Linked DNA regions of Homo sapiens: region 1 is linked to region 2. Evidence: chromatin loops called from intact Hi-C (ENCODE). Cell type or tissue: Panc1. All regions are shown on one strand. Links, peaks and the distances in the headings refer to the core of each region. The heading gives the core; the rest is flanking DNA. Region 1 holds the start of LOC107985744 (a long non-coding RNA gene). Region 2 has its middle 6.9 kb from the start of RBMXL1.

Region 1 (5,386 bases), core at 328-5,327, 770 kb after region 2:
GGAAATTCCCGCAACCCCAAGGCCCTGCCGTGGAAGGACACGGCATGTTACCCCAATGCAGGACAGGATAGAGGACCAGCAATCCTGAGGCTGTGTTAGGCTCTATCAGACAGGACCTCCTAGAAGGGGCAATGGGACTTCATAGTGTGTGTGGGTGGACCCTCTAAAGGGGGGAGCTGTCAGCAGAAGGGGCATCAACACAGCTCCAGAGATCCCACAGAGCGGGTACCCCCCAAAAGAGTGCTCAAGAGAATATCAGCTTTAAACGTCAGCCACACTCAGCACAAAGCCAAATTATGGCAGATAGAGCTGAGTAAGAAAATTCCCTTCTACTATTTTTGATTCCTCTCTTTATGTCCCAAACCTAGGGGCAAGCCTAATGAGGAAGAGGAGCAGGAAAGGAGAAATGAAGGATCAAGCCTTCCTCTCTCACTGCAGGCAGCCAGCTCATACTGGGGCTGCCCAAGAATGGGATACAATTCAACATTAAATAAAATTCAAGGTTTTAGATTTTTCCACGGCTCAGTATTCTAATGTGTGTATTGGGCTGTGTTTGTGACTTAAAATGACCACAGGACAGACTGTAAATTACCTTGGGGTGAACTGTATTCATCCAAGGCAGGAAAAGATTACCATACAAAATAAACTTTATAGGATCAATAAGAACAAAAGTCAAGTTGTGTTTTTATCACATTCCACGTGTCACATTTGTTCAACACTTTTGTTACATTAAGAAGAACCTATTAGAAAGCCATAAATAACTTAAAACTTTAATAATGATATTGATCTGATATCACTTTCTGATCGTTTTTCACTGGGCGTTAGTGAAATCCATATTCCTAAGTGGCCAGATTCATGTCTTTGTCTTGATATTACTCTGAATCATTCATTCATTAACCCGACAAGTATTTATTGAGATGTGATGAGGTTAGCTTCCTAAGTTCTACTTTGGTCATGTCCAAGACCCTTACTCAAGAACCTTCTGTGACTCCTCACTGTTTACAACAGACAGGAATATCAATAGGGTAAGGCTTTACCTCACCTCACCTCCCTCTCTCATTGTGTGTTCTGATATGTGCCTTAGGGGCTGGGGACTGCCCTTACCTCCCCGTTCAAGAGCCCACGCCCAGTGCTGCCCTAAAAGCCACTGTGATGTGTCAGAGGATTCATTTAATTTGCTCTTAGCAGAGCCCCTATCCTTTGCCCATCTAAATCACTTGGATAAAAAGGGAATTGAATTATATTTCATTTAGATTCAACTTACATTTTATTTTTTTTTATTAAGCCAGGAATATGATTTCCTCTCTTGGCAGCAGCCCAGCGATAATCATTTAAGCCCAGTTCCTTTCTCTAATGCTGTATCCTGGGGAAGGAAAGCTTATGGGGATTTCATCAGTGGTCCTGGTGAAATGACAGTTTATTCATCTCCAGGGGCTCTTTAGTCTCCACCTCTTGCACTTGTCTCGACAGAAGGTTTTGGAGGCTTTGGGGTCAAAGCAGTTTGGTTGGGAGAAGAAGGACAGGAACAGCAGTTATAAATGTCTGACTGCAGCCCACTTTTAAGAGATCTTTCCAGTTCACACAAATGAAGTGGATTTTAAATGCACTATTCTAGGACAATATGCCTCCCTAGTGTCTCCCCTGCAGCTGCCATAGACCCCGTTTGGGAGAGAAGATTGTTCCTATGCAGCTTATTTTATTTTTGTTTAATCAAATAAACAAGAGTGTTTTTCCATGGCAAAAAAAATAAAATAAAATGAATTTTTGGCCAGGCACGGTGGCTCACGCCTGTAATTCCAGCACTTTGGGAGGCTGAGGCGTGTGGATCACTTGAGGTCAGGAGTTTGAGACCAGCCTGGCCAACATGGTGAAACTCCGTCTCTACTAAAAATACAAAAATTAGCCGGCCATGGTGGTATGTGCATGTAGTCCCAGCTGCTCAGGAGGCTGAGGCACGAGAATCGCTTGTACCCTGGAGGCAGAGGTTGCAGTGAGCTGAGATCACGCCACTACACTCCAGCCTGGACAACAAGAGCGAGACTCCGTCTCAAAAAAAAAAAAAAAAAAAAATTGAATTTTTGAATTAAGCGTGATTATCCTGTTGCAGCTTGTTGTACATTCAAAATACAAGTATTAGAAGATAAGATTAACACCTATATTCTGTGCCTTTTAAATTATTTCTTTATTATTAGTGTTTATACTCAATGCAACAATCACTAAGCTACAGTGCTAAACATTGGGGATTTAAAAGATCAACAAGAAAGGGGTTGGAGAGGGGGAGATTCGCCTTGGGGGAGTAATCTGGAGAGGCGGGTAGCCTGACCATAATCTTCAGCAGTTACCCCAAAGCCACCCAGGTAACATGATGAGGATGAGAATAACAAACAAAAAGTGAGAAATCTTAACGAAAAAATTAAAATGCTGCCTGGCATGGTGGCTCACACCTGTAATTCCAGCACTTTGGGAGGCCGAGGTGGGAAGATCACTTGAGCTCAGGAGTTGGAGACCAGCCTGCACAGAATAGTAAGACTTCACCTCTATAAAAAAATAAAAACTAGCCTAGTGTGCTGGTGCACACCTGAAGTCCCAGCTACTTTGGAAGCTGAGGTGGGAGGATGGCTTGAACCTGGGAGGCAGAGGCTGTAGTGAGCCAAGATTGCACCACTGCATTCCAGCCTGGGTGACAGAGCAAGACCCTGTCTTAAAAAAAAAAAAAAAGTTGTCTTTATTGATCTAAGACCTATAATTTCAAGACATATGCTTATTATGAAAATGCAGCTTCAAGACAAGACTTAATCTCTTCTGCCCATCATATTTTAAAGCTGCCACAAAAGAAGTTTATGGTCTGTTGGAGTAAGAGACTGACGTGTGCACAAATAATTTACAAGACAGTAAATGCTATAATAGGGCAATGTATTTTCCTAATGAACCCTTTGTGGAATGGATCAAGAGTATTCATTTTCTTCTGGTAAACAGCAATCTGAACCCAAGAGATAATCCTTTCTCAAACACCCAATCAGCAATCAGCCAGCACCAGTGTCTTGATATTTCTAAAGAGTATACTCCGGTGGTTTGGCCTCCTGGAGGACGCTGTGAGGAAGACTGTGCTTGCGTCCCTGAGCCTGTTGCCACTCCTTACTAAGGGCCTTACTAAGGGCATGCCCAGAGCCATCCCAGTCTGCTATGTTTGGAAAGGGTTCTGGGCATCAAGACTTATCACTCAGAATACTGTGGGATTTTCTTCTACCTAAGACAAAAGAAAGAAGCAATTCCATTAATGTACGCTTTTCAGGATCTGTTGGGTTTTTCATCTGTTACTGCTTTGGGAACTTTTTCTGTGTGCCAGCACAGCGCTATGCACTGGACATTCCATGATGAGCAAGACGGATGTCCGTGCCCTCATGGACCTTAGAGAACCTAAAAGATTCTCATTTCTCTCTGAATTCTTCACAGGATAAACTGCCCTGGCATTTTCAGTTTTCTTTTTCCTCCTTCACCGGGAAGACTGACCCAAGCTTTCTCCTTCTGGGGCTGCCCCCAAAAGACTAGCTCAGTGTTATTCACACACCTGCAGATAGTTGTCCAGGTATGTATTTCAGTGCATGAAAATAACATGCTTTCCCTGTGTTATTCTCTATCACAGCACTCTGTGTACTATCTTCTTGGTGCTTATAGGCTGAAGTAATTAATTTGTCTACTTGTTCATTACCTGACCTTCTCACTGGAATGTAAACCCCATGGAGGCAAAGACCTTCTTAATATTCTCAGCTGAATCCTCAGTTCCTCATCAGCAACTTGCATATCATAGATGCTCAATGGTATTTGTTGAATTAATAAATATATGGAAAGAAGGAAGGAAGAGAGAGAGTCAGAAAATGTTATGCAAGGCTTACCAAAAATAGGGTAACCTAATTTCTTAAGGACTTTTACATATTCTTGAATGTGTACCATTTATAAGGGAATCATGGGTCTGGGGTGACATCTTTGACCAATGTCCAGAAGTCTACTAGAAATTTTCCTGGACATTCTCTCAGGGAAAATACTAAGTGAAATAGTTTGGGCCTTGTGGACCTGGAGTCACACAACTGAAAAAGGTTTTATTAGTTCTTGATGTCACTGAGTAGGGAAGGAGAGAAAGAAATACTCCTGGGCTCTAGGAAACCAGCTCCACCTGTGGCTTAGATAGATCCTTAGAGATAAGAGACAAGCAGGGTTTGCATGGGTCTGCAATGTTTTCCTTTAACCAAGGCCCACATTCTAATGAAATATATTTGTTGTTCATATAAAACCACCCTTAAAAAGATTTTTTCTAACATCCATAATTGTGTTTTTCTAGTTAGAGTTGACATAGGCAGAGAGCAAACCTATGTAATTGGCTAAGCAAAGATGTGTGCAGATGATGAGGCCATTATTGCAAAGAAATGCATATAATCAGGTAGGTATGATCCCTCAGAACCACAACGTTGGCATAGGTTAAGAATTTTAGATATTTGAAGTTATTGGTTTATTCCTATTTTATGCATTTATTAAACATTTATTAAGCACATACTTATTCAATTACTAACATGGATGACAAAACCAAATCATGCCAGTTGGGGAGGGAAATGGTAGTGGCCACTGCTGGATGTCTTGGATGCTTAGTGGAGCTGTTTCGCGATGCCATGGATTAGAGGTGCAGATGCACTGCTCCTGCACCTGGAGTGCAGTATTTCCCAGTCCATCTTCTGTGGGATGAAAGTGCTTTCTGGTGCTATTCAGGATATCAAGGCGTCATACAAAAAACTTACATTGGAAGATACATCTTACTGCTGTTTATCAGCAGCCGTCTACATGAAAATGCTGGTGAGGTCACTGCTGGATAATGCAGTACAAATGCAAGCACTGGTAAGCAATCTGAATTGTAACCACTTCATGTTTAAGAGAAGCACAAGGCCAGGCTGCCATTTGTAGGTAGATTACACTTTCAATGCTAGTGCCAGAATTCACATTTCTCTGGATTTCTGGTTTGCCAGCGGGTACCATGTATGTAAGGTTCTCCTGTGTATGATACCGGGAAATAGTGGTCCTGGCACCCTTGCCTGTCAAGCAACAACAGCATGGCTGTCCTGTCCCTAAACTGACCCATGGAATTATGCCACTGTGCAGCCACTGTAGATCACTCTCTGGCATTGACTAATCTGCTGCTGCTTTCTTTCTTTCTTTCTTTTTTTTTTTAGATGAAGTATCAATCACTCTGTAGCCCAAGCTGGAGTGCAGTGGCATGATCTCTGCTCACTGCAACCTCCGCCTCCTTGGCTCAAGTGATTCTCCATGCCTCAGCCTCCCAAGTAGCTGGGACTACAGGTGTGTGCCACCACACCCGGCTGATTTTTTGTATTTTAGTAGA
Region 2 (5,386 bases), core at 163-5,162:
CATGGAAATTAAACAGCCTGCTCCTGGGTGATGTTTGGGTAAACAATGAAATTAAGGCAGAAATCAAAAAAGTCTTTCAAACTAATGAAAACAAAGATACAACATATCAGAATCTCTGGAACACAGTTAAAGCAGGGGTAAGAAGAAAGTTTATAGTGCTAAACGCCTACATCAAGAAGTTAGAAAGATCTCAAATGAACAACCTAACATCACACCTACAGGAACTAGAAAAACGAGCAAATCAACTCCAGAACTAGCAAAAGAAAAGAAATGACCAAAATTGAGCAGACTGAATGAAATCGAGATGCAAAATCCATACAAAAGATCAATGAAACCAAAAGTTGTTTCTTTGGAAGAATAAGATTTAAAGACTATTAGATTAATAAGGAAAAAGAAGATCCAAATAAACACAATCAGAAATGACAAATATGACATTACCATTGACCTTACAGAAAAAAAAAATACCCAGACACTATTATGAACTCCTCTGTGCACACAAACTAGAAAACCTGGAAGAAATGGGTAAATTCCCAGAAACATATAACCTCTCAAGAATGAACTAGGAAGAAATTGAAATCCTGAACACACCAATAATGGGATCCAAGTTGAATCAGTACTAAAAAACCTACCAACAAGAAAAACCTGTGGACCAGATGGATTTACAGCCGAATTCTACCAGATGTATAAAGAAGAGCTGTCAATAATCCTACTGAAATTATTCCAGAAAAATCAAGGAGGAGGGACTCCTTACTAACCCCTGAGGGTCAGCATCAGTCTGATATCGAAACCTGGCAGAGACACAGCAAAAAAACAAAACTTCAGCCGGGCGCAGTGACCCACGCCTGTAATCCCAGCACTCTGGGAGGCCGAGGCGGGCGGATCACGAAGTCAGGAGATCGAGACCATCCTGGCTAACACGGTGAAACCCCGTGTCCACTAAAAATACAAAAAAATTAGTCGGGCGTGGTGGCGGGCGCCTGTAGTCCCAGCTACTCGGAGGCTGAGGTAGGAGAATGGCCTGAACCCGGAAGGCGGAGCTTTCAGTCAGCCGAGATCCAGGCACTGCACTCCAGCCTGGGCGACAGAGCAGGACTCCGTCTCAAAAAAAAAAAAAAGAGAAAACTAAAGGCCAACATCCCTGATGACTACAGACACAAAAGTCCTTAGCAAAATACTAACAAATCAAATCCAGCAACACCAAAAAGCTAATCCACCATAACCAATAGGCTTTATTTCTGGGATGCAAGGTTGGTTCAAAATATGCAAATTACACATAAAAACTACAATGAGATATCATCTCACCCCAGTTAAAATGGCTTACATTCAAAAGACAGGCAATAACAAATGCTGGCAAGGGTGTGGAGAAAAGGGAAACCTCGTACACTGTTGGTAGGAATGTAAATTAGTACAACTACTATGGAGAATAGCTTGGAGGTTCCTGAAAAAAAAAAAAAAAAAAAAAACACAAAACAACAAAAACTAAAAACAGAGCTACCATATCATCCAGGAATCCCACTAGTGGGTAAATACCCACAAGAAAGGAAATTAGTATATCAAAGGGATGGCTTCACCCCCATGTTTATTGCAGCAGTGTTCACAATGCTGGCCCAAAGATAGTGCTAGATGCTTCATGCCAGTTAGATCCCTAGAGCAATGTTAGGAATATTAATCAACACCAGCTTTTCTAGGTCTTTAAAGAAGGGATACTGATGAAATCCTTTGTGGGGAGTAGAGGGAGAAGATTCTATTATAAATAGCACAAGAATATAAATAATTATCAAACTCGTGAAATAATCAATATGATGTTTAATAATTGTAAACTTTCAGGGAGAAGTGTTAGGAATGGAGTTGGGATAATAAAGTGTATATAAGATGTTCATTCATTTAAAAAAATTATTTATTATATGTATATGTGCCTGGCAACCTTTCTAGACTCTACTGATGCTGTGAGGAACAAAAAAGACAAAGACCCTGCCCACTGGACCTTATTTTCTAGTAGGGAGGGGAGACAGGCAGTAAGTTTGAACAAACTCATCAGTAATGTAAGGTAGTGATTAAATATTGTGAGGAAAAATAAAAATTCTGGCCACTAGATGGTGCTCATTGCTTTCTTAATTTCTTTCACTTACCCAGTTCATTCAACTGGGTAGGGATGCTGACTGCATGTTGCTCTATTAAAGTTGTGTTTGGGGCCAGGTGCAGTGGCTCATAACTGTAATCCCAGCACTTTGGGAAGCCGAAGTGGGAGGATCGCTTGAGCCCAGGAGTTCAAGATCAGCCTGGGCAACATAGCCAGGGCTCATATCTATTATTATTATTATTATTATTATTATTTTGAAGTTGTGTTTGGGTCAAAGTAATAGGTTCTTTCTTTTCCCGTCTCCCTTCTCCCAATTTTGATTTGTTTAAATTTGTTTTTTATTTTTTAGAGACAGGGTCTCATTGCTGTGTTGCCTAGGCTGGAGTGCAGTGGTGGGATCATAGCTCATGGCAGCCTCGAACTCCTGGGCTCAAGCAGTCCTCCTGCCTCAGCCTTCCAAAGTGCTGAGATTACATGCGTATGCCACCATGCTCAGCTTCCTTAGAGATTTCCAAGGATTTTTTTTGTTTTGTTTTTTGTTTTGTTTTTGTTTTTCTTAAGAGGCAGGTCTTGCTCTGTTGCCCAGGCTGGTCTCGACTTCCTGGCCTTATGCAATCCTCCCTCCTTAGCTTCTCGAGTACCTGGGACTATAGGCACACACTACCATGCCCTACTGGATTTCTCTCTTTCTTTCCTCCCTCCCTCCCTCCTTCCCTCCCTTCCTTCCTTCGTTCCTTCCTTCCTTCCTTCCTTTCCTTCTTTTCTTTCTCTCTTTCTTTCTTTTCTCTAATTAACTGATAAGGTGAAATAGGGCTAAGACATACTAAAGAGCTGTGTGAACTATCTTGTTATAGGGGGATTAGATTAACTCCTTCCTAAATCATAGATGTGCTCTCCCCTCAATTTCCTGGGTATTTAATTTTCTTTCATTTGTTTAATATATGTATTCAGCATAGACTTTAAGCTCTTTAAGAGAGAAACACAACCATGTTTCCTAGTCCTTGGCGGAGAATCTTGTAGATAACAACTATCTTGAATGAATAAATTCCTCTAGCCTAAGCAATTGCTGTTTTCTATGTAGTCTTACCTAACTTCCTAAAAGGACTGTTTTAGAGTTAGACTGGGGGGGAAATCTATATAATAAAACATGGGAGAACATTAAAGTTAGTCTTTGTTAAGGCTAACTCTAGAAAGAAGGTCTTGAGCCTTCTTTTCTATTGTGAGTAGAAGGAGCATTATAAGAACTACAGGGTGATGGAATCTAAGGAGATACAGGAATTGTGATCCATCCTGACAGTCTCTTGGTCTTAGAGTAGTTTTAATATACAGATCCTGTTCATGCTTTGTTAGATTTATATCTATTTGTTTCCTTTTTTTGTAGCTATTGTAAATAGTATCATTTTTAAAATTTTGGTTTCCAGTTTTTCTTTGCTTATATATAGAAACTGTTGAAGGTTGATTTTTGTGTGCTGACCTTGTATCTTTTGACTGTATTAAATTCATTTATTAGTTCTAAGAGTTTTATTGTAGATTACCTGGGATTTTCTACATAGGCAATAATGTTGCCTGCAAATAAGGACAGTTTTATTTGATGCTTTCTGATCTATATGCCTTTTATATCCTTTTCTTCCCAAATTGCACTAACACTTCCATTGTACTAACAATTCCGATGTAATGTTGAATGGGAGTGGTGAGAGTGAACATTCTTGTGTTGTTCCTAGATCTGAGGGGCAAAAGATTCAGTGTTTCATCAAGTATGATGTTAGCTGTAGAGTTTTTGCAGATGCCCTTGATCGGTTTGAAGAAGTTCATTTCCACTCCTATTTGCTGAGTTTTCATATGAATGACTGTCATATTTTATCAAGCTTTTTCTTTATCTATTTATATAACCATGTGATTTTTTTTCCTTCTTTAGACTTTTAGTGTGGTGAATTACACTAGTTGATTTTTGAACTGCTTTACATCCACAGGATGAATCCCACTTGATTGGTGTGCATTATTTTTCTATATTGCTGGATTTGATTTGTTAATAGTTTGTAGAGGATTTTTGCATCTATGTTTATGAGGGATAATGGTCTGTAGTTTACTTTTGTACTGTATTTGTTTAATTTTGTTATCAGGATGATGCTGTGCTCATAGAATGAATTGGGAAATGTTCCCTTTTATATTTTCTGAAAGAAATTATTAAGAATTGGAATTATTTAAAAAATGCTTAGTAAGGTTTGCCAGTCAAGAGGAACTATCTGGATGTGGAGATTTGTTTTTCAGATTCTTAACTTTTTTACTCCATTTCAGTTTCTTTAGAAATTATATGACAGTTCAGGTTATCTATTTTAACTTGGGTGAGTTTTAGTTGCTTGTTTGTGCTTTTTTCAGAAATTAGTCCATTTGAGTTGCAGAAGTTATACACATAGAGTTGTCAGAATGTTGAAATGTTGATTTTTAGTTTTACTATTTAATGCATCAAAGATTAAAAGTATTTCTTAAATCTTGATGTTTTTTAAAATTTTTTTGGTAGAAACACTTTATTTGGCTTTGTTGATTCTTGAGCCTGGTCATTTGTAAGACTGATTGGACAGGTTTCACTGAGGGATTTCTGCCTTTTTTTTTCTTTTTTTTTGTCAGGATCTCAGTGTTTGATGTGCTCCTTCCCTGTGGATCAGAGGAGCTTGTATTTCCTTTCACTAAACTCAGAGAAGGAAAACTAGCAACTTATTACTTAAACAAGAGAAGAAATACTTCTGTAAACTGAAAATATTTTTGGCACAGAGACACATACCATACAGGCCAGCAATTTTAGGCCTTAAGCTATGGTAGCTTCAGCAAACAGGAAATGAATAAGGGAAACCTGAAGCACCTTGTCATACAGATAGTGAGAAGGCTACAGGGTCATTCCAAAAGGATTCCAGAGCCAACTTATTCAGGCTCCCAATGGCCAGTACTCCTGGTTGTAGATCCAGGAACAATGCAAGAAAATCATAGCATTGCATTGCCATTTTCTTGTCATTGTTGCACTCAATGACACTCTCAGACCTACTATGTCAGAAAGTCAGAGGAAGGGTAGGGGCCAGGGAATCTTTATACTTAATAAGGTGATTTTAATGCATATCAGGATTGAGGAGCACTGGTGAAAGCAACATGCCTCCTTGGACAGTGAGCTTTATTTGATTCCTGGAGATATTAAAGAAAAGCACTAAATCAGAAGTCAGATGATATGGATTTGGGTCAGGACATTGATGCTACCAAACTAAGGAGGAAGTAACTTAATTTTGCTGAGTTTATAGTAGCCTTGAATGATCTTTTGTA

The links. Hi-C counts contacts between places; a loop is a spot of excess contacts. Peaks named below come from ENCODE experiments on the same cell type or tissue, not always from the same donor. Only the 100,000 strongest peaks of a DNase experiment are listed, where the experiment ranks them.
Region 1: it touches region 2 in a loop (7-fold over the local background); 23 of 110 quality-filtered maps call a loop at or near these places.

What each region holds. Positions count from the first base shown.
Region 1 is chr1:89,769,233-89,774,618 of GRCh38, forward strand. LOC107985744 (a long non-coding RNA gene) reads left to right here and starts at 2,689. Exons shown (of 3, transcript XR_001738140.2): 1 at 2,689-3,586. In Panc1, for the core only: no CTCF peak of the experiment used is centred there; no DNase peak of the experiment used is centred there; H3K27me3 peaks cover 1,605 bases.
Region 2 is chr1:88,996,790-89,002,175 of GRCh38, forward strand. No RefSeq gene overlaps it. Among named protein-coding and RNA genes, the nearest start is that of RBMXL1, 6.9 kb to the left of the region's middle. In Panc1, for the core only: CTCF peaks have their summits at 2,105 (motif pointing right) and 2,315; a DNase peak (open chromatin) is centred at 2,132; H3K27me3 peaks cover 443 bases.